2 separate regions of the Homo sapiens genome follow, and region 1 is linked to region 2. The links are chromatin loops, found by intact Hi-C in ENCODE. Cell type or tissue: IMR-90. All regions are shown on one strand. Each heading gives the region's core, and the rest is flanking DNA. Links, peaks and the distances in the headings are about the cores only.

Region 1 (15,954 bases), core at 2,891-10,890, 51 kb before region 2:
ATCTATACAAGAGGTGGTGGCACAGGGGAGCATGTGGATATGTTGGAAGATTGGCGAGCCAGGAGAGGCTTTTTAAGGTTATTTCAGGTGCTCGGTTATAGATGAGAGGACTAGAGGGAACAGTGTCTGCAAAGGGGCCATATGTTAATTTTGCAAAACCGATGAGACAATTAAGTAACATAGATAAGGTTTCTCGTACAGAAGAGACATTTAGTCAGACATCAGTTCCCTTTTTATAACTTGGAGAAAATCCAAGCCCCTGAGCCAGTTTAGAAGGCCCTTCTTGACTCTATCTCTTGTGAGGGAAGAAGTTACAGAGAACCATTGATGGTTTTTGTCAAGGGAGTGGCGCGATAAGATCTGCCTGTTAGATCTTCCTGGCCGCCTCCGCCTCCATTGTGGGGAATAAATGAGAGGACGAAGCTAGAGACAGGGGGGACCTTTAAGGAGTGGTAGCGGAAGCCCATGTGAAAGAGAAAAGTGCCTAAATTAGGACATTGTGGGGATGAGTAGAATAAATACTGAGAGATACAAGGTTGAATGGACAGGACTCGGACCAGTTGGATTGTGGGGGGGAGAATGAGGAAATGAGGATGCTTCCCAGATTTCATCTGAGTTCTGGGACAGTGTCCTTGTTCCAGGCAGAGATTGGAGACCAGGAAAGGTGAACTGATGTGCAGGTCCTGGCATGGAAAGACACAGTTGTGTGGTGGTGCAGAGAACTCATGATCAGGGTTTATAAGGACAGGCTTCTGGTCCTGGTTCTGTCACTGCTTCTCTTTGTCTTTGGACAAATTATAAGGGTCTTGTGGGGCTGGGCCCAGACTCCTGCTCCTCTGAGAGGATCCCTCCAGTTCTGATGCTCAGGGAGCCAGTGTTTGTCCTTGGGGGTCTCCTCTTCAGAGAGGACATAGGGCTGTTGTCTAGTATGAACAGGAACACAGATGGATCCAGGGGGAGGATGGGCCAAGGTGTTAGAAGGTGGACGAGACAAAAAGCCAGGCAAAATGAGTCCTCAGTGTAGCAAATAGAAAACAGCAGACAAAAAGCAAAAACAGTGAGGAAAGTAATTAAGAGATTCTTCTCTTTTGGTGGAATACATTATTTCTCTAGGATTCCATTTTATATTTGAAGAATCATAGACATAATGTAGTTGGTGGTCCTTCTGAGCTCTTCCATGCTACAAAACAAACTTCTGTCAGTGGTAGCTTGAGTAATAGAAGTGTCATGCAGTGGGAAGAGCAGTGGCTTTGGAACCATGGAGACCTGGATGTGAATCCTGGTTTAGTTTGTGAGGCTTCTTGTTTCTTTCCTTGAAAACGGGATGATGGTAGCCACTTTGACAGATTATTTTGAGGATCTGTAATATTATATGTGTAGCATAGTGGTTTATGCATAGTAAATGCCATTTATTTAGGACCTGTTATTAAAATATAACAAGGTTGTAAGTGACCAAGAATCCATTTGTGTTGAATCTCCTGTCTTATCAGAAACAAAAATTGCAGCTATTTCAGGAAGACAGTTCTAATTTTGGGGTTTCCGGAGAAGGGGATCTCAGGATCTCATTACAATTTTAGCAGCCCCCAAGTGAAAAGAAATTCTTACATCCCATTGTGGGAATTTTAAATATGTCCACAAATTCTTTGATACTCTGACCTTCTCAAGAGGAGGAGGTTAATTCTTTTCTCCTTGAGTGTGGGCTGAACTTAGTGACTTGCTCCTGAAGAGTAGAATATGGTAGAAGTGACAGTGTGCGACTTCTCAGACTAGGTCATAAAAAGCATCGTAGTTTCCTCTTTGCTAGCTCTTTCTTGAATCACCCACTCTGACAAAGCCAGCTGCCATGTCATGAGGACACTCAAGCATCCATATGCAGAGAGCTGTGTGGTGAGGAGCTGAGGCCTCCTTTGAACAGCCATGTGATGAACTACCTTGGAAGCAGGTCCTCTGAGCTCCAGTCACATCCTCAGCCACGTGTGCAACCTCATGAGACACCCTAAGCCTCTCAGATCTGTGTGAGATCATAAATGTTATTGTTTTAAAATGCTAAATTTTGGGCTAATTTGCTATGTAGCAATACATCATTAATACACCAGTCTTAATTCTCCATGCTGTGTATTAAATGCATTCTGTAACCCACTTCTTAAACAGTGTCTTGGTCACTAAAATAATTTAAACATATTGCTTATGGTCATATAATATCAGTATTGAGATATTCCTCAGCTGTTTCTTCTCTGTGTAAGATAATTCTTTTTTCTCACATTTGTTTTATACTTTTTGTTTAATGTAGATATCACCGTATTTCACATTTGTTTAACAAGTGATTTATCTTGCTGTGAGTCTTTGCAAGTCATGTTAAATTCTTTCTGAACAAGTAAGACAAACATTTAAAATTCTATTTTAGTTGCTCCTTTAATTATTTTTCTTTTTTTTTTCCGAGACAGGGCCTCACTTTGTCATCCAGGTTGGAGTGCATTTTTTCTAGAGAAGGGGGTCTCACTATGTTGCCCAGGCTGGTCTCGAACTCCTGGCCTCAAGTGATCCTCCTGCCTCGGCCTCCCAAAGTGTTGGGATTACAGGCATGAGCCACCGTACCTGGCTAGTTGCCTTTATGATGCATCCATGAGGCATCTCCAGACCCCACAAAGTGTAGAGCCAGGTGAGATGGGTTGTCATACTCCATCTGTGCTGTTCATTAAGTAGCCACTAGCTACATGTAGCTACTTAATTAATTGAAAATAAGTAAAATTAATGTTTCATTTCCTTAGTTGCATTAGCCATATTTTTTAATTTGTTTTTTTTTTTTTGAGACAGTTTCACTCTTGTTGCCCAGGTTGGAGTGCAGTGGTGTGATCTTGGCTCACTGCAACCTTCGCCTCCCGGGTTCAAGCGATTCACCTGCCTCAGCTTCCCGAGTAGTTGGAATTACAGGCATACGCCACCACACCTGGCTAATTTTGTATTTTTAATAGAGACGGGGTTTCTCCACGTTGGTCAGGTTGGTCTTGAACTCCCGACCTCAGGTGATCCGCCTGCCTTGGCCTCCCAAAGTGCTGGGATTACAGGCATGAGCCACCGTGCCCTGCCCTTTATTACTATTTTTTTAGAGACAGGGTCTCACTCTGTTGCCCAAGCTGGAGTGCAGTGGCACGATCATAGTTCACTGCATCCTCGACTTCCTGGGCTCAAGCAATCCTCCTGCCTCCTTCCCCAGTAGCTGGGACTACAGGTGTACACCACCATGCCCAGATAATTTTTTTGTTTATTTTTTGTAGAGATGGGGTCTCGCCATGTTGCCCAGGCTGGCATTAGCCATATTTTAAGTGCTCATTGGCCACATGTGATGTGACAGCACAGATATAGAATATTTCCATCATCACAGAAAGTTCTGGAAATAGTGCTCTTCTGTAGTAAGTTTTCTATAGGGGAGATTGTATTTTGACTCTTGAGTATTCTTGAAATAATGGAACATTTGGATGCTGCTTTCTATAAATTCATCTCATACTTAAACTGATACCTCATTGGTCTTCCACCTGATGAGCTTCTTGAATGAAGTGGGCACATCACATTCACTGTATGCCTGGCATCTAGCATAGAGTTGATAGTGGCAGATGCTTATCAGTTTCTTGTGGAGTTGCTGCTATTTCTATAACTTATTACTCATTGCACTTGCTTGGTCTTTTTCTTAGTCGTGTAGACAGTAATTTTTTTTTTCAGCTTCTATCAGTATAGCTCATTTTTTCTCTTCAATCTGCTTAGACAAAATGAGGTTTTCGTTGGTGTTTAATTTAAAAATTAAAAAAAAATTCAGGCCAAAAGGTCTTAAAAAAAAAAAAAAGAAAAGGCAAGTCCTGGACTTAGAGAAGTATTTAAAATATATATGATAAAGAAGTTGTTTCAGAATATATGAAGTACTCCTACCTACAACTCAATAAAAAAGACTCCTACAACTCAATTTAAAAATTGGGCAAAATCTGTGCTTTACAAAGAAAAATAAAGGCCAATAAGCGTATGATAAAGTGCTCCAAATCACTAGTTATTAGGGAAATGCAGTTAAAACTTCAGTGAGAGACTACTGCATGCCGTTTAGGATGGCTATTATCCAAAAAATGGAAAAGAACAAGTATCGTTGAGGATGTGGGGAAATGGGAACCCTTGTGTGTTGCTAGTGGACATGTAAAGTGGTGCTGCTACTATGGAAAATAATTTGGTGGGTCCTCAAAAAGCTAAACATGGAATATGACCAAGCAGTTTTACTCTTAGGTATGTGCCCGAAGAAAATGAAAAAGGACAAATTCTGTATGATTCTGCTTTTATGAAGTACCTAGAACAGACAAACTTGTAGAGACAGAAAGTAGATTAGAGGTTACTAGGATTTGGAGAGAGGGGAAATTGGGAGTTACTGCTTCATGTTTACAGAGTTTCTATTTGGGTGTTAAAAAAAATTTTGGAAGTAGAGGTGATAGTTGTACAACATTGTGAATATAATTAAAGCCATTGAACTGTAGACTTAAAATGAACAACATGGCAAATTTTATGTTATATATATGTATTTTACCACAGTTAAAAAAATTAATAATACAATGTACCAAAATCCATTTAATTGTACGCTTTAAGTGGGTGACTTTAGTGTGCCACGTGAACCCTATCTCAATAGTGCTGTTATAAACAAATCCATAGTAAGGTGCCTCTGCATCCCTATTAGAATGGCTATAATGAAAATGAGTGACACTGAATTTTGGTGGGCATGTGAAGCTATATATTTATGATTTTTAAAAAGTCACATTGTTTGGAGTAGAGGGGATGTGTTTAAAATGTGAACTCCTCCCTCACTGCTATTTTTGTTTCATAATAAAATAGCCTTTTATGTATCTTTTTCCCTACTCAGTAGTGCCTTTCTTGAAGGGAGGGACTTTATGGTGTTTCTTAGCAGGGTGCCTGGCCCATTTTGGGTACTCTGTAAATGTTGAACTGAACTGAATAGAGCAATGAAGAGCCAGTAGCTCCAGTGAGCCAATCAGTAATTACTCAAATTGCTAAAATGCTATTGATTAGTTTACCATGTAATTCATTCATTGACTCACACCACACATGATACATGTAAGATCTGTGCTTAGTGCTGCAGCTGTGATTGATAGGATAAAATTAACTATGTGTAGCTTACTTTGAACTACTGACATAGGAGTAGCTCACATGCTATTAAATTATTAAATTTAATACATTTGTAATTTGCTAAAAATGTATATTTGTAATTTATATTTACAAAATAAATTTGTAAATTTGTAAATATAAATGTCTTAAGCCTTCATTCCTTTGCTTATACACACTCTTCATTTTCCCTCAAGGTTGAGTTACCATTTCACTTCCTTTTGAAAGCCGTTTCTGACCTTCAGGTGCTTTTGCCCTGTATTCCCTTGGCACTCTGTGCTTACCTCTTTCAAAGAACTTCACATAATCACTTAATTACCTACCAGTCTCACTAGAGTGAGAGCAGCCCGAGGCCAGGACTCTTATTTACCTCTGTTTTCAGTACCAACTTTCAGGCCTACCACATAATGAGCATCCAATAGTATTTTTATTATTTTCTTGAACACCTGATTTTCTTGAGCCATGAGAGAGAAAATGAGAGCATACAAGAAAGACTTTAATTAGGAGGGGACAGGAAACGTTAAATATGACAGATGACTGATTTCAAGGGGTAAAAAATGACTTGGTATTGTTACTTGGTTGTATAAATATGTTGACTAACCTTCATAAAGAAAGTGAATAGATTAAGCACTTTAGAGGTCAACATACCACAGAGGTAAAAAATAAACCTATCCATCTGTGTATACACACGCACATGGATTTTCCCCGGACATTACTGAGCCTCTGGGCAGCAAGTGTCTTTAACTACACCAAAACACACAAAAACCCAAAAAACAAAAACCCACACGAGTCGTCAGCTTGGCTGAGGACGCCATATGGCGTTTTGACTCAACCATGATTCAGCTCAACTTTGTTGAGAGAGAACATCAATTAAGTTACACTATAAAAAGCATATTTTAGAGTGTGCTGGCAATTTCCTTTATTTTTACCTATGCCATGAGCTGGAATGCTACATGGAATTGTTTGGTAAGGTGTTCTGACTCAGCTTCAAAATACAGAAGTGGTCAGTGTGAGCCACCTCATACATTCAATTATCTTAAATGCATGAAGTAGACAGGAAAGAGTTTGAGCCAGCCGAAATAAATAAAACCAATCGAAATAAATAAGGTTAGGATTGTGACCACCAGTACCCTCAGAGCAGAGTTTCTCAGCTCTTTCATTCTTCCAGTCTTTTGTAGTGGTCACTGGACCCAAGGGCTTGGTCACTGGACTGTGGGCAATGACACTCAAAAGCAAAGGAACTGTGGGACTACCAGTAGGGTGAGCTGGGCCCTGTGATGGCCACAAGCTTAGAGAAGTTATTAGAGTTAACGAGATGATCCATAAGTGGGGGATGCTCTTTCATTATAGCTATTGAGGAGTTTGTGTACTGCTTAGAACAGTGTCTGGCACCTAATAGACACAGTTTAAGTGTTAGCGTTTTCGTTGTTGGTGTCATTGTCATCATCATCATCAATGAGAATATTATAAAACTATCAAAAGACATTTAAAAAGACTTAAGTGGTAAGATACACCATTGTATTATAGGAAACCTCAATAACAAAGACATCAATACCTCCCAAATTGACCTGTGGATTCAATGCCATTCATAATAAAATTGCAGCAGGGTTTTTGCTAGAAATTCACACAGATTTTCTAAGTTATATGAGAAACTCCTAGGTTTTCTCTTACTCTCTGAACTGTCATCCCTTTAAGGCTTTTTTGTTTTTTTGAGATAGGGTCTCACTGTGTCACCTAGGCTGGAGTGCAGTGGTGCCATCACAGCGCCACCATGCCCCGCTAATTAAAAATTTTTTTTTTTTTTGGTAGAGATTAGCTCTCACTATGTTTCCCAGGCTGGTCTTGAACTCCTGGGCTCAAGTGATCCTCCTGCCTCAGCCTCCCATAGTATTGCGATTACAGGTGTGAGCCACTGTTCCTGGAACCCTTTAAGGTTTTTTTACATGAATCCTCTTCTGACTCCCCAGTTCTTAAGATCCTTCTCTATGCCCTCAGCAAAATTCCCTGTATCCTGAACTTCTGTAAACATCCATTCATCTTCTTGATCTAAATGAAATATGGCTCTGAGGACATGCCTTTCCCAGGGTTCTTGAAAGTGGGAGGCTGTTTTCTCTCCTGCACTCAGTACAATGCTTGGCTCAAAGGTGTGGTAGTTCTCCTTGATTGTCATTGCTGCTTTCAGACCTTTTTCCTCCATAGACCACTCCAACTTTTAATCTCATGACATCAGAGTATCCCTTGTTTAATCACTTTTGTGGTTAAAAGAGACCTTTGGGTCAGTCTGCCTCATTCCTTGAAGAGTTTAGCCCTGGCTCACTTTTCACTCTATTTCTTCTCCTGTCTTAAATCTTCGTTATTTCATTGTTTATATAGATTTTCCTTTCATTATCCTGACCTCGAATTTCTTTGACTTTCTCTCCCTTAGTGAGCTTGACCTCCATCCCATCTCAGACACACATTGCCATACCTTACTTAGACTTTATCCATAACTGTAGCTGCCTTCCCCCACAATCTCGAGTCCCAATCCCTGTTTTATCTTCTCTTTAGGGCCCTTGCTTCATCAAGTCTTTAACCTCACCAGGACCTACAGTCTTTTGACCCTATTTCCTATTTACTACCCCTTTTGTTTTTCATTCCCCTTCTTAATGTTCACATTCCCATCTTGATCTGGCTTAGATCCATGGATGAGTAATAAGAGCATTTTTTAATGTACATCCTCAACTCCACTGCCTCCTCTCTAAACTTTGTTATGTTTGCCTGGTAAAACTCCAGCTCTGGTCAAATCCAACTTGTTACCTTTGCGACAGTACCCAAATAGCTGAACAAGGCTAGAGAAAAACATACAGCCGTGCAGACTGCTCTCACTTTAACTTGCTGATCACTAACTAACGTGGCCCTTAATGCTACCTGTCAGTCCCGCTGTTTGCCCTGGTCCCTTGACTCTCCTGCTCCCCGAGTCAGGTATTTCATGCTCCACCCTCTTCAAACCTCCATCCCATCTCCCTCATCCTCACTCTCAGCTCTCTGAAAATAGGAGCAACTAGAAGATAATTTCCAGGAACTCTCATCACCCTCTCTGCCCACCTACTTGTATCTGTGCCCGTAGCCTGCCTTTGCTTCTGGTCTGTGGATTAGCGATCTTGCTCTGAATATGAGCTCCCCTTAAGTTTGCACTAAATTCCATTGCCTTTTGCACACATTGCTCCAGCAGTCTTCTTCTCTCCCCCCTTAAAAATCATCAGTTTTACCCTTTCTATTGGATTGCACTCATCAGTTTATAGATCTGCTGTAATTTTTCCATACTAAGAAAAATCTCTCCCTCCATTTCCCTGAGTGATAATCCTTCCCGGATCTCAGAACTCAGTCCTCAGACCTCTTCTCTTTTCTGCCTATATTTACTTTCAGAGTATTCTCACTCAATCTTGTGGCTTTAATAACTTCCGTTTGCTGGTGACTAACATTTTTCTTTAGCTGGACTTCTTTGTTTTTTTTTTTGAGACAGGGTCTCGCTCTGTCACCCAGGCTGGAGTGCAGGGGCACGATCTGCAGCCCTGACCTCCCAGGCATAAGCAGTTCTTCCACCCCAGCCTCCCTTGTAGCTGAGACTACAGGCATCCACCACCACACCCGGCTATTTTTTAAATTTTTTTTGTAGAGACAGGGTCTTACCATGTTGCCCAGTCTGGTCTTGAACTCCTGGCCTCAGGTGATCCACCCACCTTGGCCTCCCAAAGTGCTGGGATTACAGGCATGAGCCACTGCACCTGGCTTAGCTAGATTTTTCTCCTGAATGCTAGACTTGTTTATTCACCTGACTACTTCACATTCTACTTGTATTTCTACTGATCCTCTCATCCACCAGATATCCTCAGAGTACTCTTGTTTCTGTAAACAATAAATACATCTTTCAATTTATGGCTCAGGCTAAAGTTTTGATGTCATCCTTCACTCCCCTTTTTTAGACACCCTCATAAGAATCCATCATCAAGTCCTATTGGCTCTATCTTTAAAATATCCAGAATTTGATTTCTGTTTACCGTATCTGCTGCTTTCCCTCTGCTCCAAAAACAGCCCCCTAACTGGTCTCCTGCTGTCGTCTCTTTCTCCCTTTAAGATTGATTCTTTACAAAGCAGCCAAAGAGATCCTTTTAACATGTAAGTCAGATGATGTCACCCCTCTGCTCAGAACCTTCCATGGGCCGGGCACGGTGGCTCACGCCTGTCATCCCAGCACTTTGGGAGGCCAAGGCAGGTGGATCACCTGAGGCCAGGAGTTTGAGACCAGCCTGGCCAACATGGTGAAACCCCATCTCTACTAAAAATACAAAAATTTGTTGGGCATGGTGGCACATGCCTGAAATTCTACCTACTTGGGAGGCTGAGGCATGAGAATTGCTTGAACTTGGGAGGCGGGGGTTGCAGTGAGCTGAGATCCTGCCTCTGCACTCCAGCCTGGGCAACAGAGCAAAACTCTGTCTCAAAAACAAAACGAAAAAAAGAACCTTCCATGGCTTCACATCAGGATAAAAGCCAGCGTCCTTCCGTGGCCTACTGTGCCTGTCCAGGGTGGCTCTGTCTTGTCTCTCTGAGTCGCACTTCTCTTTTCTCACTGGGGTTCATTGAAGCCAGCCCTGACTTCCCTGTGACGTGCTCTGTATGCCTTTGCCTCTAGTCCAAGCTCTTCTCCCAGCAAGATGCATAGTTGGCTCCCTCACCTTCTTTGGATCTGTGCTTAAATACTACTTTTAAAATAAGGTTTAAATAATATCTTATGTACAAAATCTTTCTCTAAGCATGTAAAGACATTCTCCTTATATTTTCTTCCAAAGCCTTGCAATTTTGTCTTCCATGTAATTCCTAAATCCACCTGGAGTTACTTTTTGGGTAGTGTAAGTAAGGATCCAATTCAGTTTTTTTCTTTTTAGATTAACAGTTGTTACAGCACCTCTTCGAGCACAGTCCATCTTCCCCAGGTCTTTAATGCTATTGATAGATGCCATTTACCAAGTTACCATGTATACACAGTTCTGCTCTTGGGCTGTCTTTTCCAGTGGTTGACTTTCTGCCTCTGTGCTAATTTCACCTTTTCTTAGCTTCTCTTTCATTTTCTTCTCTTTTCATGTTTTCTTAGAGACAAGGTCTCGCTGTGTCACCCAGGCCTGAGTGCAGTGTTGTGATCATAGCTCACCATAGCCTTGAACTCCTGGGTTCAAGCAGTCCTTCTGCATCAGGCTCCCAAGTAGCTGGGACTACGAGGCACAGACCATCAAGCCCAGCTAATTAAAACAAGTTTTTTTGTTTTTTTTTTTTTTGTAGAGATAGGGTCTTGCTATGTTAGGCAGGTCTTGAACTCTCCTGGCTTCTGCCTCTCAAAGCACTGGAATTATAGGCATATGAACCACTGCGCCTGGCCGCCTTAGTTCCTTTCATTTAGCACAGTGCGTTTGTTCTGATGAAAGATGAATTTTCAATGTGATGAGGACAGTGGGAAAGAGGAAGTGTGTGGTTTTTGGGGAGTGGGGAGAGGACTGGTATGTTTGGAGCCCTTTAAAGCAGGGGTTGCCAGACCATGGCCAGATCTGGCCTACTACCTGTTTTTTTTATGACCCATGAGTTAAGAATGGTTTTTTACGTTTCTAAATGGTTGGGGAGATGATAAAGTTTCATGACACATGAAAATTATATGAATTTAAATTTTAGTTTCCACAAACAGTTTCATTAGAGCCCAGCCATGTTCACTTGTTTAGGTGTTTCCTGTGGCTGCGTTTGTGCACTGGGGGAGTTGAGAGTGTGACAGAGGCTGTTTGGCCATCAGAGCTGGAAATATTCACTCTCTGACCCTTTACAGAAAAAGTTTGTGACCCTGCAAAATGGATTGGTCTGGGTTGTCAGGACGGCTTCGGAATCCTGGATGTGACAGAAGAGGAGAGAAGAGTGTGAAAAGAAGTTTTGAGTTCTGCGCAGATTTCAAAATTTTACCCTAGGCTGTTTGTGGCAGGAGATACAGATGTTTTTATTTTCTGTTTTTGTTCAATCCTGCCCAGTCAAATCAGCAAGATTATGGTTTTAGATAACAACCAGTGATTGTTGTTTTAATCTGTGAACTTGTGTGGATTTTAATAGTTTTTCTCACTGGCAGTTGTTAAACTACTCTAAACCACATATGCCAGTTTTTAAGTAAATCTAAGGTATTAGAATAAATCTTTTAACAAGTATGAAGGTCTTAGTTGTAGCATTACAATGACTAGCATGTAGCTTTTTTTTTTTTTTCAGTAGGAGGTCCCACCTGATGATTGAACTGTAAAATGTGTGTGCATACAGTATATTAGACCTATCTAACCTGTTACATATAATCACAGGTAGTTTTCTTTAATTTTACTCAAACAGAACTTGCCAAGATTAAACCCTACAGATCTGTTCAAACTTGAGGGAAATGAAATTCTACCTTTTGTATAATTCAAAGGATTTTTTTGGTTCTGTAATGTAACATTTCATTTATACATTGTCTTCAGGGTATGCATTCCTTTGTAATAGGAATGTCTAACGGTTGAATTTTAATTGTCCTTGTAAGTACTTTCCGCCTTCTGTGAATGAAGTAGCTAAGCTTTTTAAAGTCGCTGTACATTTTTTGTTAGTTTGGTTAAAGCAGAAATGACAGCAGTTATTATTAATAACTTTTGTAATATTGGAGTGATTGATCTTTACTATTTCATTGTCGTTAATCATTACACATATTTAGCTGCATTGTCTTGACAGTGAACGTAGATTTTGCAGACAAGAGTATACTAGGACTATTCTGGATCTGTAATGCCAAATAGTTTTCTTTCAAGGCTGTAGAGAAGGTAAAGATGTATAGAAGAGTTAAATGCTTTCATAGTATTTACTGTTACTGAATAAAAGCTTCTTTGTCCTCATCTGATGAAAGTTGTTGACATATTATATTGTATAAAAATATGGTGAATAGAAGCTATAGATATTTATTATATGACTCTAGAGGAAGAGTTTTACTGACACCATTTATAAAAGGAAACACATCTAAAACATGTTCTTTGCTCTTAAGAAATTTAAAATACAGTTAATTGGGTTATAACTCCTCCCAGACCCTCAAGCTTATCCACTGTATCATTTAATGGGAAAGGAGAAATTCGATGTTTGCTTAACAGCAGTCATAAAATATCTATATGATATTCACATCTTAAAATCTGACACGTTTTTAAGTTTCTGAGTAGAGATTATATGGATTTCTTAATGGGAAAGGGAGGGTTGAGCTGATGCCTCACTTTCCCCTTTCTGTTGCTGACTCAAAGGGTACTGATTTCACTGCCTATGTCAGGCTTGATTCCTGGCTCTGAGCACAAGCTCTGTAAGTGCTTGGATTACATAGCAAGGCTGTGATGCAGTCAGGGGCCACTTTTGAGTGTGCAAACAGTCTCATCACTGTTTAAAACTTGAACAAATTCAATTAATGGGTGCCAATTCTGGGCCCTAGAGATACAGAAAAGAATAAGATAGTCTCCATTTTTCAAGGACTTAACAGTCTAGCCGGGGAGATAGGTTATATAAATCTTATCTGATGTGGACAAGTTATTCCAGTCTTATGAACAGATCTCCAGGGCTTCATAGAGGGAGTCTGTTTGTCTGGAAAAGTGGAGGAGTTTCTCCAGGTCTGAGTTTCCCAAAGGTTTGAAAGGAGATGCAGGCCAGGCGCAGTGGCTCACGCATGTAATCCCAACACTCTGGGAGGCCGAGGCGGGCAGATCACGAGGTCAGGAGACCGAGACCAGCCTGACCAAAATGGTGAAACCCTGTCTCTACTAAAATACAAAAAAATTAGCCGGGCGTGGTGGCATGCACCTGTAGTCCCAGCTACTCAGGAGGCTGAGGCAGAAGAATCACTTGAACCCAGGAGGTGGAGGTTGCAGTGAGCTGAGATCACGCTACTGCACTCCAGCCTGGGCAACAGAGCAAGACTCCATCTCAAAAAAAAAAAAAAAAAGGAGATGTAAGTTTCTCCCAGGCAGAGGATTGGGAGATTTGGAGAGGACTTTCTTCTGGTGGTGAGATATGTTTGAGCAAAGACAGAAGATTGGCGAAATCGGGGGTTTTCAGGAATCCATGGTTTACAACCTGGGGAGAGCATATGACAGTGATCACAGCTCCACATTATTTTTTCTTTATACTGCAAACGCGAATTATTGTGTGCCAAATAGATGCTGTCATGATTACTCTTTAGTCGCTATTAATAGTTATTTGGATTTCAGGAATGTTTTGGTTGGCCTTAGCTCAGTTAAATGCTTTTCATTTGGTTAAAATTATTATAAGGGCATGGTGCATATATAACAAATTACCATGTAGCATTGGGAATTATTCACAACATAGTTCATGAACTTAGTATTTATTCTATGGTCGGGAAATCATTTTTCCCATTTTCTTTAAGAATATTGCTTTTCTTCTGTCTTGTTTAGTCTGTACCATAGTTTGATTCCAAAGCTTTTGCTGTGCTAGATACCAATTTTGAGTAAAACAGATGTTACGATTGCAAGGAATGACTTCAGGGAAGACCATTCACGGGGGAAAGGTGGTTCCCATATAAGAGGCAGACGGCAAAGGATCAGGTGAAAGAAATAATTCTCGCTGCTTTCTTACAGCTGTAAATACACATTCTTAGTCATCTCAGTAGGAAAAGAGAGGCGTTATTGAAGCTTATTCAAGTTGCAGAGCTCTACTTTTACTTGACTATAGCATTAAATAATAAATGGCTTCAAAACTTCATGCAGATGGGGCAAATAGAGGTGATTAGTTTTGTTCTTTGTCCTAGAAATTGTGATCAGCCTTAGCATTCTTCATAGTGTTTTAAACTCCTGGTTATTTTCTTAGCTGATGAGTGTCTACAATATATTTGGTACTCCTTAAAGCTACCTTAAGAATGTTAGTGAATCGGCCAGGTGCAGTGGCTCACACCTGTAATCCCAGCACTTTGGGAGGCCGAGGTAGGCAGATCACGAGATCGGGAGTTCGAGACCAGCCTGGCTAATGGTGAAACCCTGTCTCTACTAAAAATACAAAAATTAGCCGGGCGTGGTGGCGTGTGCCTGTAGTCCCAGCTACTCGGGAGGCTGAGGCAGAAGAATTGCTTGAACCCAGGAGGCAGAGGTTGCAGTGAGCCAAGATTGCACCACTGCAACTCCAGCCTGGGCGACAGAGCAAAACTCCGTCTCAAAAAAAAGAGTGTTAGTGAGTATTCTTCCATTCTTCTTACGGCAATGCTGTCACTAAAAAATGGCTTATGTACTTGTTTCATACAGTTTATTGAGGCAAGATTAGTGCTGTACCCTTGAATTTTCATTTCTTAATTTGGTCACTCAGTTGCCGAGACACTGAGTCAAAGTTTCATTATTTACACTCAGGGCTGACTGGGGGAGACATAGACAAATTATTTTATGTGCAGTTTCCCAGTTTTTAATTAATTTATACTCTGCCTCTTTCAAAACCAAGTTTGAGATACCTTAAAAAATAAATACGAGAAAAAGATAAGGGGGGAAATTAGGGGTAGTGGAAAAGCCAGATAGAAAAAGTAAGGATTCATGTTGTTTGGGTCATAAATTTGACTCCAGACTTAAGAAAGGCCCCGACAGAGAGAAAACATAATAAATAATGTGAGTTCTATTGTCTGTTCGTAAGATAAAAACACACATCACTTGGTGTATAAGAAGCCATGGTACTGAAGTTCAAGGAAAGACGTGTTTCCTCTGCCCCCGGAAAAGGGGCTTCCATAGGTGTCTTCTGCGGCAACTGAGCAGCTCTGTAACCTGGGCAGCTCAGTGTCCAGAGTTCTGAATGAACATGTGGCTCCCTGCTGGTCTGGCTCAATCCAAGGGTGAAAGGTAGGGCACTGTGAATCTACAGCGAGAGCAGAAGGAGAAAATTCATATGGTCTGAATCATTTGGCATTTATAGAATCTCTTAAATTGTCCAATGTGGCAACTTTCCTTCTAACGTTAAAAGAGATTTGCTGTTTCTTTAGGGGATTTATGGAATGAGGAAGTTGGCTTGCATTTAGGTGCAATGTTGCACAAAAAATTCTTATCTTTAGAGCTCTGGAATGATAGCCAGTGCAGGCAGTACTCCTGGCATGAGAGGCACGCAGAGACTGAGATGCCCAGAGGGTACAACCACAGGTTCATCTTTCTCCCTGGGCATACATTCTTGGTGGAAGAACAGGCACACTTTACATTCTCCCCCTCTCCTTTCTCTCCCATCTATGTAGTTGACTGTAGAAGTTTGGTGTGTGTGTTGTCAGCCTCACTGTGTCTACAGAGTAGATAGTATCCTTGTCCTACAGGAATATTGTTTCTTATAACTGAACTTAGCTACATATTGGGTGACAGAGGACCAGAATATATTCTCTGTCTAGAACATTAAATAAAGATACTCTGTTCTGATTCAGGGTAGATCCATAAGCATGAGCAGTCACTGGAACTGGGATTTGGGTTGTCATGGGTAGTGGAAGTGCTCAGGCCAGAGTGCTTCACTTGGCCTTGTGTCTCTGCCAGTTACTGGCTGAGTGATTTGTGCAAGTTACTTACCATCTCTACTTCACTTACCTTATCTGTAAATGGAGAGGACAGTGTTGGCCTCATAAGGCTGTTGCAGAGACTGAGATAATACATGAGAAGTGACAAGAACAGTGTCTGGTGCATAGTAAGTGCTCAATATGTGTAGATCTTTTATTTGGTGTTGTAAATTAAGGAGCTAAAGCAGATAAACGTAGCGTACCTCCCCACAATAGTAGATAAAAGCAGTTTT
Region 2 (15,954 bases), core at 5,412-13,411:
GGGAGAATTAGAAATAGAATGCTAATGACAGCCAGTGATTGAGAGACAAAATTATGGCAGCATGGCTCTGTTTGGAGAGGTGTGTCTGGTGAACTCAGAGCAGCCTGAGTGATGATTTCTGGGTTAAGGGAGCAAGACTTTCACACCAATGTGTAATAATTCTAGACGGCTGTAGCCTCTAACCCCTTTAGCTGGGTCTTTCCTACTTTTGCATCCTTCACACCACAGTGAATAAGTCAATGAGTAACTAGCATTTGTCAGACCACTTGTATTCTTTTATATTTTCAAGGAAGAGATAGAGGGTTGGGTGGAGTGTCTGGTAGGGAGACCCGTATACCAGACTAAAGAGCTTTTAGACTCATTCCTTAACAGTGGGAACCATTAGAAGGTTTAAATGGCAGATGACTTAATGTAAGTAGGATCATTTAATGAAGGATAGTCTATTCTGAGGTGATAGTCAAACTTAGTTTGTACTTTTATATTTTAAAGATTCATTTCTGACTTTGACTGCTTCTTTCCTTTGAAATCACTCAGTACCCACATCGTTAGCTCTCTCATCTTGTAACCATATAATAAAGCTGCATTATACAGGCGGCATCTGCTGGGCCAGGGAGAAGTTGAGCCAGAGGAGGCTGGCCTGTGTGTCATTGTGTAAGGAAGGCAGTGTGTGCTTCTACTCCCTTTAGCACTTGCAGATCTCCCTGCACCTCATCCGCTTGGACCCCCGGAGTCTCCTGTTGCTGCTGAACAACTTTGATTTCCACCACCTTGGGGCCCACCCTTCCTGTCCTCACCTCAGGACTGCCCATTTGGGATCTGCCCCTGATTCAGGATCTGCACTATTGTTCGTTTTTTTTCTTCAGTTGTAATCCATCTGTTTTCTTTCTCATTTCTCCACATCCCTATCTGTGGATACCTTAACACTCACAAATCTGATAAAATTATTTTCTTCTATTTCATTACCTATTCAAGAAATAGTGAACTAGGTGCCAAATTCCCTGAAGCCAGGGATCCTGACTTCTTATACTTAGCAATAACTGTTACATTATGTAATCCAATTTAAAAGGAATATATTTAGAGTACGCATTTGGGCCACGTGGAATAGGTGGCCTCTTAGCATTCCTTGAAAGTCATATGTGTGTGTGTGTTTATATATATATATGTGTGTGTGTGTATATATATATATGTAGATAGATCCACTTATGATAGAGATATATATAGATAGGTATATCTATATTTTATATAGACATAAAATTTCAGTAGCTTTTGGGGTACAAGTGGTTTTGGTCACATGGATGGGTTGTATAGTGGTGTGGTTTTGGTCACATGGGTGGGTTGTATAGTGGTGTGATTTTTGGTCACATGGATGGGTTGTATAGTGGTGTGGTTTTGGCTACATGGATGGGTTGTATAGTGGTGTGGTTTTGGTCACATGGATGGGTTGTATAGTGGTGAAGTCGGCGATTTTAGTGCACCTGTCACCTGAGCAGTGTATATTATACCTGATATGTAGTTTTTATTCCTTACCCTCCTCCTAACTTCCCGCCTGCTGAGTCTCCAGTGTCCATTATACTACTCTGTGTGCCTTTGGGTACCCATAGCTTAACTCCCACTTGTAAGTGAGAACATATGGTATTTGATTTTTCCATTTCTGAGTTCTTCACTTAGAATAATGGCCTCCAACTGGGCATGGTGGCTCACACCTGTAATCCCAGCACTTTGGGAGGTGGAGGAAGTCAGATCACTTGAGACCAGGAGTTTGAGACTAGCCTGGCCAGCATGGAGAAACCCCGTCTCTACTAAAAATACAAAAATTAGCCAGGCGTGGTGGCGCTTGCCTGTTATCCCAGCTACTCGGGGAGGTTGAGGCATGAGAATTGCTTGAACCTGGGAGACGGAGGTTGCAGTGAGATCACACTACTGCACTCCAGCCTAGGTGATAGAGTGAGACCCTGTCTCAAAAAAAAAAAAAATAAAAGGCTTCCAGCTCCATCCAAGTTGCTGCATAAGACATTATTTCATTCTTTTTTATGGTTGAGTAGTATTCCATTGTGTATATATATATATATCACGTTTTCTTTGTTCATTCCTCAGTTGATGGGTACTTACATTGGTTCTATATCTTTGCAATTGTGAATTGTTCTGTGATAAACATACGCGTGCAGGTGTCTTTTCCTTTGGGTAGATACCCAGTAGTGGGATTGCTGGATTGAATGGTAGGTCTACTTTTAGTTCTTTGAGAAGTCCCCATACTATTTTCCATGAAGGTTTTACTATTTTACTTTCCCCCCAGCATTGTATATGCGTTCCTTTTTCACTACATCCATGGCAACATCTGTTGTTTTTTTTGACTTTTTAATAATGGCCACTCTGACAGGTTAAGGTGGCATCTCATTGTGGTTTTAATTTGCATTTCCCTGATGACTAGTGATGGTGAGCATTTTTTCATGTTTGTTGGCCATTTGTAGATCTTCTTTTGGGAAATGTCTATTCATGTCATTTGCCCACTTTTTGATGGAATTATTTGTTTTTTTCTCACTGATTTGTTTGAGTTCCTTGTAGATTCTGGATATTAGTTCTTTGTCAGATGCATAGTTGCAAATGTTTTCTCCCATTCTGTTGGTTGTCTGTTTACTCTGATGATTATTTCTTCCGCTGTGCAGATGCATTTTAGTTTAACTAGGTCCCATTTATTTAGTTTTTGTTCCATTTGCTTTTGGGATCTTAGTCATAAATGCTTTGCCTTTGACAATGTCATAAAGTTTTTCCTAGGTTTTCTCCTAGAATTTTTATGGTTTCTGGTCTAGATTTAAATCTTTGATCCATCTCAAGTTGATTTTTGTGTATGGTGAGAGATCTAGTTTCATTTTTCTACCTGTGGCTATCCAGTTTTCCCAGAACCATTTATTGAATAGGAGGTTCTTTCCCCAGTTTATGTTTTTGTATGCTTTTATGGAAGGTTAGTTGATTGTAAGTATTTGGCCTTATTTCTGGTGTTTTTATTCTGTTGTATTGGTCTGTATATCTAGCTTTATATCAGTACAATCCTGTTTTGGTTACTATAGACTTGTAGTATAATTTGAAGTTGGAGTAATGTGATGCCTTAGAATTGTTCTTTTTGCTTAAGATTGCTTTGGATATTTGGGCTCTTTTTTGGTTCCATATGAATTTTAGGATTATTTTTTCTAATTGTATGAAAAATGATGTTGGTATTTTGATAGGAATTGCATTGAATCTATATATTGCTTTGGGCATATGATCATTTTAATAGTATTGATTCTTCTAATCCATGAGCATGGGATGTATTTCCATTAGTTTGTGTCATCTGTGATTTCTTTCAGCCATGTTTTATAGTTTTCCTTGTAGAGATCTTTCACCTTCTTGGTTAAATATATTTCCAGGCATTTGATTTTTTTTTTTTTTTTTTGCAGCTATTTTAAAAGGGACTGTGTTCTTGATTTGTTTCTCAGCTTAGTTATTGTTGATGTATACCAGTGCTACTGATTTGTGTACATTGATTTTGTTACCTGAGACTTTACTGAATTCATTGATCAAATCTAGGAGTCTTTCGGTAAAGTCTTTAGGGTTTTCTAGGTATATGATCGTATCATTGGCAAACAGAGATAGTTTGCCTTCCTTTTTTCCAATTTGGATGCCCTTTGTTTATTTCTCTTCCCTGATTGTTCTGGCTAGACCTTCCAGTGTTATACTGAATAGAAGTGGTGAAAGTGGACATCCTTGTCTTGTTCCAGTTCTTAGGGGCAATGCTTTCATCTTTTTCCCCATTAAGTATGAGGTTGGCTATGGGTTTGTCATGTGTGGCTTTTACTATTTTGAGATATGTTCCTTCTATGCCCAGATTTTTATCATAAAGGGATGCTGGATTTTGTTGAACGTTTTTTCTGCGTCTATTGGGATGATCATATTTTTTTTGTTTTTAATTCTGTTTATGTGATGAGTCACATTTACTTGGGTATGTTGAACCATCCCTACATCCTAAGATGAAACCCACTTGATTATGGTGAATTATCTTTTTGCTGTGCCGATGGATTCAGTTTTCTAGTATTTTGTTGAGGATTTTTGCATCTGATGTTCATCAGGGATATTGGTCTGTGGTTTTCTTTTTTTGTTATGTCCTTTACTGCTTTTGGTATCAGAGTGATACTGGCTTCATAGAGTGAATTAGGTTAGAGTTAGGTAGGATTCTCTCTTTCTCAACCTTTTGGAATAGTTTCAGTATGATTGGTGCCAATTCTTTGAATGTCTGGTGGAATTTGGCCATGTATCCGTCTGGCCCTGGGTTTTTTGTTTTTTTGGCAATTTTTGTTATTGATTCAATCTCACTGGTTGTTACTGGTCTGTTCAGACCTCCTATTTCTTTCTGATTCAAGCTAGGAGGGTTGTACGTTTCCAGAGATTTGTTCATTTCCTCTAAATTTTCTTGTTTGTTTGCACAAAGGTATTCATAGTGTCCTTAAATGGTCTTTTGTATTTCTGTGGTGCCAGCCATAATGTCTCCATTTCCGTTTCTATTTGAGCTAATTTGAATTTTCTCTCTTCTTGGTTAATCTAGCTAATGGTCTATCGATTTTATTTATTTTTTCAAAGAACCAACTTTTATATTTTGATCTTTTGTTTCGATTTCATTTAGTTCTGCTCTGATCTTTGTTATTTCTTTTCTTTTGCTAGCTTTGGGTTTGGCTTGTTCTTCTTGAGACAGGGTCGTGCTGTGTCACCTAGGCTGGTGTGCAGTGGCACGATCACTGCAGCCTTGACCTTCCTGGGCTGAAGTGATCCTCCCATCTCAGCCTCCCAAGTAGCTGGGACTACAGGCATGCACCACCATGCCTGACTAATTTTTTAATATTTTGTAGAGACAGTATTTCACCGTGTCGCCCGGGCTGGTCTCAAACTTTTGGGCTAAGCAATCCTCCTGCCTTTGCCTCCCAAAGTGTTGGGATTACAGTTGTAAGCCACCACACCTGGCCTAGTTGGTTCTGTTTCTCTAGTTCTTTGAGGTATGATGTTAGATTGTCAACTTGTGGTCTTTCAGACTTTTCGATGTAGGCATTTAGCACTGTAAACTTTCCTTTTAGCACTGCTTTTGCTGTATCCCAGAAGTTTTGATAAATTATATCTCTGTTATCATTTATTTTGAATAACTTTTAAATGTCCGTCTTGATTTCATTGTTAACCCCCAAATCATGCAGGAGCAGCTTGTTTAATTTCCGTGTATTTATGTAGTTTTGAGGGTTCCTTTTGGAATTGATTTCTAGTTTTATTCTATTGTGGTCTGAGAAGATACTTGATATAGTTCTGTCTGTCTGTCTATCTATCTATATCTATCTATCTATCTATCTATCTATCTATCTATCTATCTATCTGAGACTGAGTCTCGCTCTGTTGCCCAGGCTGGGGTGCAGTGGCACGATCTTGGCTTACTGTAACCTCTGCCTCCTGGGTTCAAGTGATTCTTCCGCCTCAGCCTCCTGAGTAGCTGGATTACAGGCCCCTGCCACCACGGCTGGCTAGTTGTTTTTGTATTTTTAGTAGAGATGGGGTTTCACCATGTTGGCCAGGCTGGTCTCGAATGCCCGATCTCAGGTGATCCCCCATCCTCGGCCTCCCAAAGTACTGGGATTTCAGGTGTGAGCCACCACACCCAGCCAATATATTTTGATTTTTAAAAAAATAAATTGAGACTTGCTTTGTGGCCTGCCATGTGGTCTGTCTTTTCTTAGGTCTAGTAACTGTTTTGTGAATCTGGGAGCTTCAGAGTTAGGTGCATATATATTTAGGATTATAATATCTTCCTGTTGGATCGATCCTTTTATCATCATATAATGACCTTCTTTGTCTTTTTTTTACTGTTGTTGCTTTAAAGTCTATTTTATCTGACATAAGAGCTGTTCTGCTTGCTTTCGGTTTCCATTTGCATGAAATATCTTTTTCCACCCCCTTTACTTTGATTCTGTAAGATTCCTTATGTTTTAGGTGAGTCTCTTGAAGACAGCAGGTATTTGGTTTGTGATTTTTTTTTTTAATCCATTCTGCCAATCTGTATCTTTTAAGTGGAGCATTTAGATGATTTATATTCAATGTTAATACTGAGATGTGAGGTACTATCCCAGCCATCATGTTGATTGTTACCTGGATATTTTGTGTTCTCCATTGTGTTACTGTTTTATAGGTGCTGTGCATTTTGTGCTTTCAAGAGGTTCCATGCTGGTGCCTGTCGACCTTTTATTTCAAGCTTTAGAACTTTTAGCCTCAATTTATTTTTAAAGATTATATATAAATAAGGGAAAACAGAAATTCTCTAATACTGTGCTCAACTGAGTGGACCGTGTATTAGTTTTATTTTGGATTAATTATTGTCACAAGAAATCTGACGTTTTAGGAGTTTTGAGAATTGCTAAGGTCTGTAGGTGATTTTTCCAGACTGATGATATTTCCCATCATTTGGCCACAGTACAGGAAGCGTTTGCTATAGTTTTATTTCTTACTTGAAGCAGTAAATAATTTAAATTTTTTTCTTGGTAAGAAATGTTCCATGCCTAATTTGAGTGTATTTACCCTTATTTGCTAATAAGCAGTTTAGATGTTCGTACCCTGTCTTCTATAGAAATTAGAATTATACGTATAATCCCAAATCAAAATGTAATTTTGAGCAAATGTGCTAATTGATTTATGCTAGACAGATTGACCTATGTGTGATTCATTTTTCCTAGGAGAAGGAAAGAGATGGTTGAAAAGAAATATTTATTTGGTAACTTATATATTGATGTAAAAATGGCACAGTCTTGGTCTTCAGATTTGTGTTTGTGTAAACTAAAATAAATAGTAAAGTTTCACAGTAAAGACTACCAAATGAGTGGTTAAAGCACCTGGCTCAGGGCACAGATTGAATCCTAGCTTAGACTCTCAGTGGTTTTGTGACACTGGACAAGTTAATTAACCTCACCAAGCCTTATTTACCCACCTTTAATGTGAAACTAATGGCAGTACCTGCCTCATGGAGTTTTTGTGAGGATTAAGTGATACAATGTGTGTAACATGCTTAGCTCCGTAGAAAATGGTGAATGAATGTTAGCCCGTTTCACTTTGCTGTTGCTAGTGTCGTCGATGTGTTCATACAAAAAACTGAGCATGTCTAAAATGTCCAATTATTTTAATGTTGAAAGTAATGGACATAAAAGGTGCATTAAGCAATTCTAGTTTCTGTGGCCAAGACACATCAAAGAAATGAAGAATTTAAAAAATAGGTGATTGATGAAGATTAACTTTATTCATGTTTTTCCTAGCTAGACATTAGAAGCAAGGTAAGGAATTTAAAATAATAATATTCCCTTAAAGTTGCTTTCCTAGGTATTTTTAGCATTGTATAATTTAAGTATTATAGATTCATGCAGAAATCCTTTATGTTTTACAGAGTTACACTGTTAGACCTTATGATAGCCAAGATAACGAGTGATGAGCCACTCACCAAGGATGACATCCCTGTGTTTTTGCGGCATGCTGAGTTGATTGCAAGCACCTTTGTGGATCAGTGCAAGACTGTGCTCAAGCTGGCCTCTGAGGAGCCTCCTGATGATGAGGTAAGGGAGGCAGATTTCCCAATCTCGGGTAAAAGAGAATGGACAGATTTTCTAACTCAGCCAAGTCCTGTATGAGAATTCTTTTTTAAAAGCTTTAAAAAATATTATGTAAGTAATGTATCCATATATGAGAATAGTTGGAAAATTTAGATAAGGGAAAACAGTGTCCTTATTCCTACCATCCAGAGTCAATGACTTAGGCAAATTCTGGTTAATTTTCTAGACAGATGACATCAGATACATGCACACAGACGTAGACATGTGCACATATGTATCTATTAAAAGTGGAGCCTTTCTGTGCCTTCTGTTTGCAGGTTCCCATTTTTTCTTCGGAATGTAAGCTCTAGGAGGGCAGAAATTTTGACTGTTGTGTCCATAGTACTATGTATATGGTAGGCACTGAACAAGTATTTGCTGAATGAATAAATAAATAATACATTGTAAATGTCTTTTTAAATAAATGCCAACATAGGCTGGGCACGGTGCCTCACACCTGTAACCCCACTTCTTTGGGAGGCCAAGGCGGGAGGATCGCTTGAGCCCAGGAATTCCAGATCACCCTGGGCAACATGGTGAAACCCCATCTCTGTAAAAAATACAAAAATTAACTGGACATGGTGGCACATGCCTATAGACCCAGCTACTTGGGAGGCTGAGGTGGGAGGGTCACTTGAGCCCAGGAGGTTGAGGCTGCGGTGAGCCATGATTGCCCCACTGCCCTCCAGCTCGGGTGATGCAGTGAGACCCTTGTCTCAAAAAAAAAAAAAAAAAAAGCCAACATAACATTTCAAGTAAAGAATTTCCTATTTATTTGTCCAAATCCCTGTAGTTGGACATTTAGGTTGTTTGTTTGTTTGTTTTGAGACAAAGCCTTGCTCTGTCGCCCAAGCTGGAGCACAGTGGCACAATCTTGACTCACTGCAACCTCTGCCTCCTGGGTTCAGTCAATTCTCCTGTCTTGGCTACCCAAATAACTGGGATTATAGGTGCACACCACCACCATGCCCAGATAATTTTTGTATTTTTGGTAGAGACGGGGTTTCGGCATATTGGCCAGGCTGGTCTTGAACTCCTGACTTCATGTGATCTGCCTGCCTCGGCCTGCCAAGGTGCTGGGATTACTGGCATAAGCCACCACATCTGGCAGTAGGTTGTTCTTATTTCTACTTATTTTAGATAATACTGTAGTACATGCCTTTATAGTTACATCTTTGCACATTTCCACAGCTGTTATCCTAGGACATAATCTTAGAAGTGAAATTGCTATGTATAAGGATATCACATGTTTAAAGCTCTTGATACATACTTCCAAACTGCTTTCTAGACAGTTTGCTTCTTCTCTTCTTTATAGGAGATTCCTAGTGGTATACTGTCCTGGTTAATTATTTAAACTATTTTTTATTCTCCTTAAGCCTACCTTAGATCATTCAGGTCTTGTTTTATCAGGGCGTGGAAGGGAGCTTATGTTAATTCTCTATCCCTTGTCTTTACTTCAGAACTTCCTGTTTTTATCTATTCTCCCTTTCTTCTGTCATAAAGTTAGAATTGTTCTTTCTCTGGACCACTCAGCTGTAAAAAGGGATGCACTTGTGATACAACAGGGAAGAATCTCAGAAGTGCTGAGGGAGAGAAGCCAGACAGACTAGAAAACATGCTGGCTGATTCCATTTCCGTGGGATTCTGTAGCAGGCCAGATATATCGGTCATGACAGAAAATAGATCAGATGTCACCTGGGTCTGGAAATGAATGAGTGGAATTGATTGCAGGGGAACACGAGGGAACTTTCTGGATAGTAGAATGTGGCACTTAGCTGTATACCTTGACACAACTTTGTACTGTATGCTTAAGATGGGTGTATTTCATTGCATGTATATTATACCTCAATAAAGCTGATTTAAACAATAAAAGATGATAGAGAGTTCCTTTGTATGCTGATATGAATGGTCAGGTAGAGAGGGAGTAATTGATGCTGGAATCACTGTTGGCAAATGGGCAACACTGGAGGAGAGGGATTGGAATCCAGAGTGGATACTCATCCACTGTCCACAGGCGGGAATGTAGAGAATGTGATCCGATACTGTGAAACTGTTAACTCCTGTTGTAAATGCAGCTCATGGCTATGACTGCTCGCCCACGAGAGTGTATTTCCTTTTTTGTGAATATACTTTCGTTCAGGACCATTTTGATATTGATTTTCTGTGCTTTGTCATATAGACCATGTTAGATCTTACTAATCATTTCGTTAACTTTAGTTCTCATTTTCTGTGATAGGAAAGAAAGGTCTTTATTCAGGGGCTTGCGTTTACTTTCTGGAGATAGATTTGCCTTTGTTTCCAGCAGGAGGAGCAGTGAGTCATGCTTAAGAAAAGTTTTAAAAATTCTCTAAGAGACAGAGAAAAGACAGATCACAGCTTTAAACTTTTCAGGGCACTTCTGTTTAAAATATAGGTGATTTCAGTATTGTAGTGAGAAATTCCTGGTGTAACTTTTCATATTTAGGAAAACTTCTATTTTTCCTTTGGACTTTTTTCTCTAAGATGGGAAGTATTTTTATATATTAATGGAATGGAAAGTTGTAGACTGGGAACAGTGGCTCATGCCCGTAATCCCAATACTTTGGGACGCCAAGGCGTGGGAGGATTGCTTAAGCCCAGGAGTTGGAGACCAGCCTGGGCAACATAAGGAGACTCCATCTGTACAAAAAAAAAACACAAAGAATTAGCTGGGTGTGGTGGTGTGTGCCTGTGTTCCTAGCCACCGGTGAGGCTGAGGTGGGAGGCTTGCCTAAGCCCAGAAGATTGAGGCTGCAGTGAGCTGTGATTGCGCTACTGCATTCCAGCCTGGGGAAGAGTGAGATCCTGTCTCCAAAAAAAAAGAAAAAATTGTAGGCAGTTTTCTTTTGCAAAGCCAAATTAATTTACTTTTGGAAGTTTATTGAGCTATACATTTATGACTTGTGCGTATTAATGCACATATGTCATACTTTTTTTTTTTTTTTAAAAGAGGACCACTTTGCCAGTATTTAAATATGCCAAAGACCAAGTGCTATACTGGAGCTGGCCTGTGGTGACTTCTAAGAGTTGATTATTAAGTGCTTAGAAATTTGTGAGCTGATTGTTAAATTGTTGGTACCTTGAAATCATCCATGGTGGAAGTAGTTGTGCCATGGAAACCAGCAAATGCTACAAATCAGGGTTTTCCACCTGCCTCTTCCACCCCAGCCATTCTTCTGCCAAACCACTGCATTTACTCATTGGTGATCTTTTTAGGACAAGATAGATATTCAGTAAAGTTCTCAATGCTATGACTGAAAAGTGAGAATGGAAACAGTTGTATTTATAGCATGTGTTTTTTAATTTATGTAATTGTTTGGCTTTAAAATCCCAAGGTTTTCTTCATACGTTTCTTTATAAAAATAGTTTTGGGTTCTCATGTTAATGTACTTATTCCTGTCTTTTGATATATTTTGTATACTTGTTTCCAGTTTTTGATATATTTTTGTCAGTTCAGAATCTTGTTCACTTGTAGCAAGCCTTGCCTTTTCTCTGAAAGCTCAAAAAACATTCCTTTTAGCTTTGTATTTTCTGATATCCATATATTACAATAATTGTTGCCAGGTTGTGGGATTTGCATTCTGTTTTAATCTTTGCAACCCCAGGTTAGGCCATACTGTAGTACCTGTTATGCAGTAGGTATTACATATTTAATTACATAATACATATTTAATACATATTCTACAATAAATAGTGTATTTTTTCCACATATTAAGGGCTTAAATTTTTGTATTACGCAAATAATGCTTGCTTTGTTGTTAAAAATTATTTAAGCTGAAGTCAGTGAAACATAAAGTTACAAAGTTTCAGCCAGGCGTGGTGGCTCATACCTGTAATCCCAGCACTTTAGGAGGTCGAGGTGGGCAGATTGCCTGAGGTCAGGAGTTTGAGACCAGCCTGACTAACATGGTGAGACCCCCGTCTCTACTAAAAATACAAAAATTAGCCGGGTGTGGTGGCGGATGCCTGTAATCCCAGCTACTCGGGAGGCTGTCCCAGCTACTCGGGAGGCGGAGGCAGAGAATCACGTGAACCCGGGAGGCGGAGGTTGCTGTGAACTGAGATTGTGCCATTGCACTTCAGCCTGGGCGACAGAGCAAGACTCCCATCTTAAAAAAAAAAAAAAGTTACAAAGTTTTCCCCTTTTTGCCCAGCCTCCATTTGTTTTCTATAGATCTGCATATCCTTTTTTTTTTGTTTTCTTTTCAAAGGTCTTTTTTTGTATATACACACCTATATGTTTTTTGTTTTCATTTTTTGCACTATTCTTCAACTTGCTGTTTTTACTTATGATGTAACTTGTACATCTTTGCACTTTAGCATGTGTATATTCATTGTATGTTTTTAATAGTTGAATAATATTTAACTATATAGACTCATCATAATTTTTTCATTTGTTCCCTATAGACTTTCCAGCTGCTTTCAGGTTGCTTTTTTTTTCTTTTAACCTTTACAAATAATGTTATAGTGAACATCCTTGTACAAATTTCGGTTAAGTAAATCAAATCCAGGTTATAAATTCCTGGAGTTGAATTGCTGGGTTGAAGAATTATGTGTATTTAAAAACTTTAGAGAGATTTCTAAGTTGCACATCAGTGCAACACAAGATTGCACGAGTTGCCTTTTGCAGATCTGATTTAATTACTATTTCTCGTTAATGTTTTTCAGTGACCATTATGTTTGTTTTTGCATATTAGGTTACTCTTTAAAATGCATTTATTAAAAAGCATTTTCTGGAAATTAGTCTTTCTGTCATACATACAGTAAACTATTGTTTACGTAATTTTTGTTTGAATTTATTTCTGATGTTCTGTTAGCCTTGTAGTCGTTTTTTGTTTGTGTTTAATCTAGTTGAGGTTATCAATTTTATCCTTCTGGCCTCTGGATTTTTTTTTTTTTTTTTGACAACTGACAGCCAAGAAGATTTTTGTTTGTTTGTTTGTTTTTTAAGTAAATTCTCCACTTAGATTGTGGAAATACAAACCTACATAGTCTAGTTCTTTCAGTACTTAGTTCTCATTTTTTATTTATCTAGAATTTATTTTTGAGTAAGGAGTGAGTTATGGATCCAAATGAATTATTTATGTCTTTTGACTATCCAAGATTATAAAATCTTTTGGTGTGAGACTGACTGGGTTTGAATCTTGATTTCTTCTGTTACAGGCATATGATCTTGGAAAAGTTACTTAGCCTCTCTCTGCCCTTCTTTTTCTTGAAATGGGTTATATTATTATTATTATTATTATTATTATTATTTTGAGATAGAGTCTTGCTCTGTTGCCCAGGCTGGAATGCAGAGGTGTGGTCTTGGCTCACTGCAACCTCCGTCTCCCAGGTTCAAGCGATTCTCCTGCCTCAGCCTCCTGTGTAGCTGCAGGCACCCACCACCATGTCCGGCTAATTTTTGTATTTTTAGTAGAGATGGGGTTTCGCCTTGTTGGCCAGGCTGGTCTTGAACTCCCGACTTTGGGTGATCCACCCGCCTCGGGCTCCCAAAGTGCTAGGATTATAGGCATGGGCCACCGTGCCCGGCCAGGTTGTATTTTAATATAAACATTTAATATACAGATTGGTACATAGTTAATGTTCCCTAAATGTTATCTGTTATTATTTCAGTACCATTTAGTGAATAATCTTATCCTTTCCACTAATTTTTTTTTTTTAATTGAGACAGGGTCTCGCCCTGTTCCCCAGGCTGGAGCGTAGTGGTGCAGTCGTAGCTTGCTATATTCTCCAACTCCTGGGCTTGAGGATCCTCCCACCTACCTATATCATATCCTAAATTCTTTTATTTATTTGGATCAATTACTGGTTCCCTCCAAACAAATTGGAGGGAACCAGTAAGATGTTAACAACTGGAGAAGGGAGAATTCAGAGAGGTATGTGTTTATATGCCATAAAGGAACACTGAAATGAACACACAAAAAAATGCAGAAACTGATCTATCAACAAAGTAGTTGCAGTCCAGGCAGATATAACTAATTTGCATTTTAATGGACAGGAATAATTCTGTATTAATATAAGTTTTCTGTAACTTACAAAGCTGTAAAATTGCTCAAAGATACGAAATGACAGTGTTAACTGAGACAGGTGAGCTAGACAGGAGACTAATCTTTTTTTTTTTGCTCACTTCAAAATCTTTCACGATGTTCCCTTCATTTGCTTGTCTTTTTTTTTTTTTTTTTTTTTTTGCCCTAGTGCCTGATTTAATTAATATTAGTTTCATAAGACTTTTAAATATCTGGAAGGGCATTTTACTCATTAATCTTATTTTTTAAGACAGTAATTTTTCCTGGCTGTTCTTTCGTTACTAATTTCCAGATGCTCATTAGAAACACTTTCTTAATAAAATGATTTTAATGAGTAAAATTGTGAATGTGTTAGGTGGGGATAGATTAATTTTCTTTTAGGTTTATTTTAGTTAATATCATAGAATTTAAGAGCTGGAAGGAGACTTCCAGTTCATCTCTTCCAACCTCTAATTTTATTTCTGTCATTTTAACGTGGAAAATTTCAAACATAGACTAAGAAGAAAGTGTACTTATACTCCATATGCCATCCCCTGGCTTCAGCAGCTTCCCCTTCATCACCATTCTTCTTTCCTCCACAGTTCCACTCATTCTTATGCCAGTTGCCGTGGACTGAATCAAAGCTCCAACATATTTCATCAGTTACTCTAAAAGATAAGGAGTTTTCAGACACAAGTATAATATGAAGAAAACATCTAAAATAACTAATAATAACATTTATTATCAAATAAATAGTATTCAGATTTCCCCCATTGTCTAATAATCTTTTTCAAGTTTATTTTGTTGAAACACCTTACAGATAAGGGCCACCTTATCTGTAACACCTTACAGATAAGGGCAAGTGATTGACATAACTTTACTCCAGTGTATAGGTTCCCCTTTCCTCTTCTTTTTTTCCTCTTTGCTACTTATTTGTTGGAGAAACTGGGTTGTTTTTCCTGTAGACTTTTCTAGATTTTAGATTTTGATGAGTATGTCTTCAGGGTGGCACTTAACATATTCTTCTTTACCTTGCATTTCCTGTGAATGAAAATTCGTTCCAGAGGCATATTCAGATTTGGGTTAGTTTTTTTTGTTTATTTTTTGCAGTAGTGTTTCGCTGTTGATGATACTACTTTCGTCAAGAAGCACATGAGGCTTGGTTGTCTCTGTGATATTAGCAGTCATTAATGATCACCTAGATCCATGAATTCTTTAGGGGTTGCAAAATGGTGGCATTTTAACATTATTGTTCATTTTTTGTTTATTAGCAGGAATATTTTTTAAAGAGAAACTTTCCCTAACCAATTCTTAGGTTCTGTGAGGTACACTGGATGAAGAAAGGCAGGATAAGTGCTCGATTGTTTTCCCTCTTGATTACCAATCTTCAGAATAATGAGTTGGTTTTGTGGCATCATTCAAAGATGACCAGTGAGTTGGTTTGTTTTGTTTTATTTTCATTATGAAGCCATAGCTGTAAAACCGCTTGATTTGTTTTCAGTCCGTTACCGTTGTAATTCTTTCTGATGTTTAATGTGCCACTGCTGGCCGGTGGGAGCCTCATCAAGTTGTTTCTGATTCCGAATTTCTGACATGACCCTAGTAGCCTGTAATAGCGTCTTTGTTGTCTGCTATGACAAGATGTCCAGGGTTACCTTTTGCATGGGCTGTCCCAGGTCTGTTCTTGAAGGAGCAGTGGTATCTCACGATAACAATCTGGGCAGCTACACCTTTAACAAAAGAGGTTGATGAAGCTTTGTGAAATTGATGGAGTTGGTCAAGACTCGTTTTAACATGGTACTACTAATCTAGACTTCTAATCTAGATTTTCCCACTTAACTCTTTAGCAAAAGAAGGCTATGATATAAAATTAAAGATCCAAGACATTAAAAATATGAGTTGTTTTTTGCTATTTATTTTGAGATTTCAGAATACTATATTAATGTATTACCTTTAAATCTCTTAATTAGAAAACAGTAAATACACATTTAGAACTAACAAGGAAGTAATTTGTCTTTCTTTTGAAGAATGTTATCTCTTTTTTTTTTTTTTTTTTTTTTGTTTGAGGCAGAGTCTTGCTCTGTTGCCCAGGCTACAGTCCAGTGGCGTGATCTTGGCTCACTGCAACCTCTGCCTCCTAGGTTGAAACGATTCTACTGCCTCAGCCTCCCTAGTAGCTGGGATTACAGGCACCCACCACCAAGCGTGGCTAATTTTTATATTTTTTTTTACTAGAGACGGGATTTCACCATATTGACCAGGCTGATCTTGAGCTCTTGACCTCAAGTGATCTT

The links. A loop is a pair of places that touch in the nucleus more often than their neighbours do. Peaks named below come from ENCODE experiments on the same cell type or tissue, not always from the same donor. Only the 100,000 strongest peaks of a DNase experiment are listed, where the experiment ranks them.
Region 1: a loop joins it to region 2, with 2.0 times the contacts of the local background. A loop is called at or near these places in 5 of 110 quality-filtered maps.

Annotation. Positions count from the first base shown.
Region 1 is chr22:45,673,692-45,689,645 of GRCh38, forward strand. The region is part of intron 1 of ATXN10 (ataxin 10); the gene reads left to right. Among named protein-coding and RNA genes, the nearest start is that of ATXN10, 9.8 kb to the left of the region's middle. In IMR-90, for the core only: no CTCF peak of the experiment used is centred there; DNase peaks (open chromatin) are centred at 5,940, 7,400 and 7,830; H3K4me3 peaks cover 368 bases; H3K27ac peaks cover 2,069 bases.
Region 2 is chr22:45,721,993-45,737,946 of GRCh38, forward strand. It overlaps ATXN10 (ataxin 10), which reads left to right. Exons shown (of 12, transcript NM_013236.4): 7 at 7,433-7,598. Among named protein-coding and RNA genes, the nearest start is that of MIR4762, 31 kb to the right of the region's middle. In IMR-90, for the core only: a CTCF peak has its summit at 9,929 (motif pointing right); a DNase peak (open chromatin) is centred at 9,669; H3K27ac peaks cover 263 bases.